Linked DNA regions of Mus musculus: regions 2 and 3 are each linked to region 1. A link is a loop called in an ENCODE intact Hi-C map of the cell type or tissue named here. Cell type or tissue: gastrocnemius. All regions are shown on one strand.

Region 1 (2,500 bases):
CAACCTAACCACAAGTCCTCACTTCTTAACCACGACCTTATTTCTAAGATCAAAGGGCCAAAGCAGCAGTTTCTCTGCACCCCCCAACCCCTTTTTGTTGTTGTTTTTGCCTTGTTTTCATGAAAAGTTCAGTTGCTTCTTTCGAGTATCAGCAAGGCCAGAATCATACTCCTTTAAAATCCCAGCGGTATCTTTCATCTTGGTTGGTTGTCTTTGCTATTACAGCTCGGGTCCCAAAGTTCAAGCCATGAAAAAGCCCACTGTACCTCGTGTTCTTACACCTCTGTGGTGTGTCCCCCTGCAACCCCCCAAGAGGCATTTCAGTGGGAAAATCAGTATTTTCAGGATTTAGATGCCTCTGGCTCCTCCACAGAGGTAAGATTGTTTCATGGTTGATACATCAGGCAAAGCCGAATTCAAAGCTCACTAAAGAGCCTAAAACTATTACTCAAATGAGTTCTTTTCTCTGACTCTACATGGAGAGCTTTTATGTGTGTTGTTATTTTCATTTTTCTGTCTGCTTTTGAGCCCTGTCTTTTGTTTTGCAGGCTGGTCTGTGTCAACTTTCCTAGGATAACCTTCAGTTTGCTCCTACCTCATGAGCGCTGGGATTACTGGAGTGCACCACCATGCCTGCTTTATGCAGGACTGGAGCTTGAACACGGGGCCTTCTAAATGTCAGGCAAGCCCTCTACCAAGTGAGCAACACCCTAGCCAATTTCCAGTCGTTTAACCTGTAAACTCTTTCAAGCTCAATCATCCTCTATCATATATACTTTATTTTTGAGACAACCTGAAAGTTTGGGTGAATTAAACCACCCGAGTCTTCAAAACCAAGGAGCTAAACAGTTTCTTCTGATGCCAAAAAGATTATCAGCGGTTATAATTATTTATATCCTCTGTGTGTGTGTGTGTGTGTGTGTGAGAAGGGGGGGGGGGAGAGCGCCTTGATTTGAAAATGAAAAATGTTAGATTTCACTGGCTTTTTTTTTTTTTAAGAAAAAAAAATCAAGGATGGAGAATAGACAAAACAAGGATTTCAATACAGGTTTAGCTGCTCAGGAACCAAATGCCACTCAGATTTAGTACAGACAACAGGGTGCTACGAACAAGCTTTAATAGAACTTGTTCCTTTAAAATGACCTTTCCTTCCTTCCAAGAAAACATTAGAGATTCGTTATCTAATAAGTCATTTCTAATAACTGCACAAGATAATGAATTACACTTTTGAAATTGGTGAAGAATGCCCCACAGCTGTCGAGAAAATATTCACAACCTTTGACCTTTTCCACTAGCCTGATGGGAATTTCATTGGCACTGGCATGGCTGTTGCCTGTCATGAGCAAGTATCCACTAGAGGGCAGCCTCATCTCAGATGTGATACTGCTTTGTGAAAAAACAAAACAAAAAAACAAAACAAAACAAAACAAAAAAAAACACCCAAAACTTATAAGAGCTTGTAATGTTCCTATAATTATTTTTGTGACTTTAATTTTTTTCCTGGGTAGTTTAAATAATCAACATAAGTCAAATAAAGTACCCATAAACTCTTAAGCCCCCGCTTCCACAAATTACAAGGATTACCACTAGGATTGATCCCCAGTCGAGTTATAGAGCCTTCTTTATGTACCTTAATATGTTTGAAACAAAGTTGTTTTGTTTTGTTTTGTTTTGTTAGTCAAGTCAGCCATATCATATTAGGCAGCTGGACCTCACTTTTTGCATCAAAATGTCAAATGTTTCCAGACAAACTGAAGTGTGTTTTTCATTTGAGGAAGAAATTGACCAAGATTGTGAGGTGGCTGAACGGTGAACCTGAGTGAGATGGGAGGCAGAGGGACATCAGAGCTCATGGGTAGGTGTGTGTGTGTGTGTGTGTGTTTGTGTGTGTGTCTTTTCAAATAGCAGTCTTCAGTTGGAAGGATCACATGTGTCCCCTACAGCATGGGAAGGTGGGCTCAGAACCAGAGGGAACTTATGAGAACTAAGCAGACATGTCTGCTTGATATGGGATGGTCTTTCTGATTTAACATGGAATAAGCTACCTCTGGAAATAGTGAACTCTCCAATCACAGGAGGGTTTTCAAGCATAACAGGACATTCGTGTCACCCACTTGCTGACGGGACATAGAATCTGAGTGACTTAAAGTTTCATTCCTTCCCGAGCCTCTGAAAGAACAGCACACCTCCATCCGGTACCCGGAGAGGTTAAGTACCAACCCAGCAAGAAGTGAGCTCCTGCGACTCCTCAAGAAACCTTCTATTTCTGCTGATGTGAGAGACGCCAAGCTTCTCAACACTATGCACTGATGCCCCTTCACTAGCAACACAACCATGCTGACCAGCATTCGACCACATGGAATGGATTAAAATAAAAAGACACACGTGTAAACCTCCTTCTTTGCCTAAAGATAAATGGGACAGGCAGACAAGTATTTGACTGAGTTCTGTGATAATGATGACTCTGTGCAGAGGCCAGCTGCACTTCACGAGGCTGTTC
Region 2 (2,500 bases), 320 kb after region 1:
GAGGCCTTGCCTTATTCCCAGCATCTGTCTCTAAAAGGCGATGCTGGGGCTGCCCATCTTGGAACCACACTCTGAAAAACACTGGATTAGAAAGTTACCTTTAAGCCTCTCCTGGTATGGGACTTAATTAAAACGTGGCAGACAAGATGTGAGGTCGAATTTGAAAATCTCTTCATAACACAGCGGGCAGTGGGAAAGAAAGACACACATACATGAGGCCCTGTTGTCATAGCATCAAGGGGTCCCTTTCACAGGGAGGTGAGCCGTGCACACCGGCTGCCACTGTCACATTGTCACCTCTGAAAATATAATGCCAAGCTGAGCAAAAAGCAAACACCAGGAGGCTTTAAAAACTGAGGGGTCCCCGTGCTCCTTCCACACGCAGGCAGGGGGAAATGGCTTTATGTAGAGAAAGTGAAGGATAAAAGAAAAGTAGGGCTCTGCTTCCCCAAGCCGGGAGTCAAAGAATTTGCTGAGGAGGCCGCATGACACATGGAATAAAATCCAGGTCCCTGATACCCAGAGGCTAGAGAGAGAGAAACGGAATATCCGCAGAAATCCTGAGAGTCTTGACTTTCTACAGTAAACAGTTGTGATTGGATTCACTTGGTGTCTTGGAGCATGCATCAAGTTCATTAGCTGGCATCCAGCAAGAAGAGAAGGATGAAGAGAGAGGTTCTGGGGGACAATTCAGTAATTGCTACTTGAGAGCAAAGCAAAGTTCCTGAGAAAAATCTTTTACAAAGACCCTGTCAAAACAAGTCACTTAAGGATTAGCAGGAGCTAAATCCTCCGTCGGAGAGATTTCTCTCAACAGTCCTAAATGGGTTTTAGTATCGGAAAATCTTAGAAAATACACTCCCCCTGCCTCAAGCCCCTGACAGAACGGCTCTTTCAATTGCCTGGCATCTTGTGAGAGACTAGCTTTTCCTTAGGCTGAGGCTTGCTGGGGAAAAATGAAATAAAATAAAACCTACTCTATCCTTTGCAGCAGTGACTATGGCTGGGAAGGAATGGTTAGCAATGCCTCCTGTGTGTTTGGAAGGTTGGTACCTTTTCTCTTGCAGCAGTTTTCCTCGGAGCCGACCAGTACTCAACTGTGATAAGCCCACTCTTCAGCTTTTGTCTTTATTTGATCCCATATTGGACTCTCTTGAAGGTTTAACTGCTCAGTTTGTTATTAGGTAGCAGCAGGGAGCTGAAACTTCTCCTTGAAAATATCTAGGTGATTAATTTTGGTTGTTTCGTTTTGTTTTGAATTAGGAAGAAGAGCAAGCACGAAGCAATAGCAGTGCTTTTTCGGTGGCTGTCTCGCAAGAGGGCACCTTTTCACTCTGTTGGGCATAGGTGATTTTAGTTTCCAATCTTAGCTTCCTCTTTGGGTCCTAGCTCATATTTCTTAAGCTCTGGGATCTTTGGCTTGTGGAGGGCTGTCTCTGTCCATCAACGGAGTACATACAAAAGACCCAGCGGCTCCGTAGGCAGAAATGCTCTGACAACTGTCCCCACAAGAGGGTGATCTGGTAAGAGATTTTCACATCTGCCTGACAGATGGTCACCCTTCCATTGTTCCTCCCAAACCCTTTAGCTCTTGTCACAGCTCAGAACCTCTATTTTAAATATGGCTGGGGCTACTTCTTGGAGGGCAAACATACCGCTCAATAATCAATTCATTAATTTGGAGACAGGATCTCATTATGTAGTCCTGGTAGGCCTAGAATTTACTAGGCAGACCAGTGCAGCCATGAACTCCTAGGCAATCCTCCTGCCTCTGCCTCTTGAGTGCTGAGATTACATGCCCAAGTTGTTCTATCTAGCAAGAAACACACCTATCAAATGTTCCTTCTGTGAACAAGGACTGCCCCTCTCCACGTGCACTTGATCCATTTCTAAATGTCCCATTCTCTAATAGATTCTTTTAAAGCAGCCATTTGTCAGGTACACATATGTCTCTTAATAGTTGTGTGTCTTAATGATAGAGAAGGTACCAAGGCTTAAAACTAAACACAGGAAATATTTTCCTAGCAGCTGTAATAAAGTTCATGTGTGTGAGCTTGTATCTGTGTCTGTAGATATGTACAGCTTCAAGTATTATCCTTCCCAACGAGCCTTATGCTTAAAATACCATGGCTGAAATATTGTTCAGACACTGAAAATCTATGACTACTGTTCAGAATAAATGATTCCAAGAGGCAACACATTAAGTCTATTTAATTATCAAGACTCCAGGAAATACAGCGTGTATCTTATTTTGCTTCCATGGCCAAGAGAAGTTTAGGGTTGAGACTTGAGAGCCCTGAGTTGGAATCTGAGAGCCATCTACAGGACAGGAAAACTCAACAGTGCAAATTCCATTTCTCATCAGCTGGCTGGGCATGGGAAATGAACCTGAGATAGACTGTCTGGCTAAGAGACAAGAGAAGTACTGGAAAGAGTGTGTGTGCTTGTGTGTGTGTGTGTGTGTGTGTGTGTATTTATAGGTGTATAAATTTGCATGTAT
Region 3 (2,500 bases), 250 kb after region 1:
GGTTCAAATGAGGAGACACAATTATCTCTGTGAACTCTAAATACGGCTTTGCTGACGGAGGCCAACTGGCTCATTTTACAGACATCTTCCCTCGTAAAAAGAACCCCACCGTGCCAGCAACCAGGGTGTTACATTCAATAATAAAATCCATGCTAAAACACTCTGTGTTAGCAATCATGTGTTGTGGTCATTAGACCAGAGGAGGGAGGCTTAGTCCAACCCTGCCATTTAATAGCTCCGTGAACTTTGGCAAATGACATCATGAGGTGTTGCTCTGTTTCCCAATCTGAGCAATGGAACACATAGGCACACCTCCATCATAGTATTGTGTCTGTGAAGATTAAGTCACGGAACTGGTAAAGTGTCACAACAAACACCCCATGAGAAGGCATAGTTAGTAAGCTTTATCTAGAAACCAAGACTATTTTCATTACTGGACATGTTTAATTTTTCTTAGTATCATTTGTGTGTATCTGTGCATGTTGGGGTATGTGTATGTTGGTATAGAAGCCTATAGCTACCAGAAGAATTAGAGTCCGTGGAGCTAAAGATGTAGGCCATTACGAGGTGCCTGGCACGGGCGCTGGGAACCAAGTTTGGATCCCGTGAAAGAGCAGCACACTCTTAACCACTGACTCAAGGCTTCATACCCCCAAGGAATATGTTTTTGATTCAAGATATACCGCAAATAAAATTATAACTGCTAAGGGACAGAATAGCAGCTGACAAGAAGAAAAGTAACTTTATGCCTATGGAAAATGTCACAATAATATCCTCAGAACTGGAGTGTAAATTATCATGAAGTGAGTCTACGTGGTGCTAAAGGAACACTAGGTAGCCAGGAACTTGGGGATATGATTAGTGCTAATGCCCAAGCATTAATTAGCTTGGGTGACTAGCACTGGATTCTTAGGGAAGTTCAGAGGTCAATCTATTTTGAAACTGATCTCCCTGCAGTGGCACAGCATCGGGCACATGTTGTTAAGTTTTCCACAGTTACCAGGCTGAATTGGAAGAAGTCTTGGGTGTGGGGGGGTGGGGGGGGGGAAGGGTTGTTCACGATGCACACTATGAAATATATACCAAGGAACTCTATGTCCATACCACGTGTACTTGGACACAGGGTTGATGGGGCTGGCGGAGGGAACAGGGTAAAGTGTCGCTTTGCTGTGGAAGTCAAAGTGACATTAATAACTGTGTTGATGATTCATTAGAGACTGAGAGTGAACCACGGTAAAGCTCTCTCCAAGTCTCATTCAGGACGTTTCTCTGAATCACTGGCGTTCCATGGGGGTTTTGATTCAAGGTGGCCTCATTTAGGAGGCACAAAGCAAGGAAGCAGAGGCATGCCAGTGAAATCCCAGCCCGATTTGTGGGCACTAAGCAGCAGGCTACCTCCCTGCCTTAAGACTCCATTAAGAAAGGGGCGTGTGCTGCTCTCGGGAGCAGGGTTGGCAAGCAGGAAGAACAGTATATAGCACCCCACAGCGTGAGCTCCCAGGATTTACTCTTGTGTGGAGATAGGAGAATTGGATTAACTAGTTTCTGAGGCCTTATGCATGTCTAGATTTTGGAATCAATGATTATCTTGGAGAGGTGCAATCTAAACGAAACCTGTCTGATTCTTGAGCAAAACAAACAGCTGCCACACAAGCTAGCACAAGAGCTCACCTCACTCCACAGCAATCCTAAAAATTTACCACTATCGATATAGCTCCCTGGGTTTCAAAGCCTTCTGAATTCTTATAAGAAACATTCATTTTAATTTAAAAATGTGTGTATGTGTTTGCATGCATGCTTGTTTGTGCTTGTGTGTGTGTGTGCTACGTCGCACATGTGAGTTCAGGTCCCTGTGGAGGCTAGAGGCATTCTATCCTCCTGAAGCTGAAGTTACAAGCAGTTATAAGTCCCTCCGCATGGGTGCTAGGAACCAAACTCAGGTCCCCTGAAAGAATGTATAGCACATGCTCTTAACTGCTGAGCCATCTCTCTATCCTGACCTCGGCATTCTTAAGAGTGTTTTATCAAAAGGCAGACAGTTCTGGAACCTCCACTTGCTCTTATCTCGGAGGCAGTAACAAGCAGTTACTTTATTTTCTAAATGACGAAGTAGTGGTATGGGCATATGCTATGTGATCCCATGAATCCTGTAGTACCTGAGCGGATGGGGGGCATGTCTATTCGCTTGCACAGATCCTGTCCCAGTCTAGGTGTGGGCTGATGTGTCTAAACATTGTTTCTAAATAGAGAAATACCTCTAACCTGGTTACTGTGCCCTCAAGGGCAGCTTCTGAACTTGGGTTCCAGGGGCTGAGGCTGAAAGCAAGCTCCTTTTCTCCAGAGGACAGTCTCTAACCCTGCTGCCGCCTCCCTTTGACTGTCAGAGGACCCTGGGCTGCCACGGAGAGCTGGTGAGGGACCACAGCAGCGCTGCCAGACTGCAGGTAGGCAGCCCTGCTGCAAGGCTGCCACTGCACCAGTTCCTAGCTTTATGCTTTTT

What was found. Hi-C counts contacts between places; a loop is a spot of excess contacts. Peaks named below come from ENCODE experiments on the same cell type or tissue, not always from the same donor. Only the 100,000 strongest peaks of a DNase experiment are listed, where the experiment ranks them.
Region 2: a loop joins it to region 1, with 2.9 times the contacts of the local background. A loop is called at or near these places in 16 of 42 quality-filtered maps.
Region 3: it touches region 1 in a loop (3-fold over the local background); 2 of 42 quality-filtered maps call a loop at or near these places.

The regions. Positions count from the first base shown.
Region 1 is chr9:69,295,449-69,297,948 of GRCm38, reverse strand. The region is part of intron 2 of Rora (RAR-related orphan receptor alpha); the gene reads right to left. Among named protein-coding and RNA genes, the nearest start is that of Gm46153, 8.9 kb to the left of the region's middle. In gastrocnemius, no CTCF peak of the experiment used is centred here; a DNase peak (open chromatin) is centred at 1,346; H3K27ac peaks cover 1,645 bases.
Region 2 is chr9:68,975,337-68,977,836 of GRCm38, reverse strand. The region is part of intron 1 of Rora (RAR-related orphan receptor alpha); the gene reads right to left. Among named protein-coding and RNA genes, the nearest start is that of Gm31262, 150 kb to the right of the region's middle. In gastrocnemius, a CTCF peak has its summit at 1,498 (motif pointing right); no DNase peak of the experiment used is centred here; H3K27ac peaks cover 1,482 bases.
Region 3 is chr9:69,049,682-69,052,181 of GRCm38, reverse strand. All of the region lies in intron 1 of Rora (RAR-related orphan receptor alpha), which reads right to left. Among named protein-coding and RNA genes, the nearest start is that of Gm31262, 230 kb to the right of the region's middle. In gastrocnemius, CTCF peaks have their summits at 181 and 1,485; no DNase peak of the experiment used is centred here; H3K4me3 peaks cover 796 bases; H3K27ac peaks cover 2,500 bases.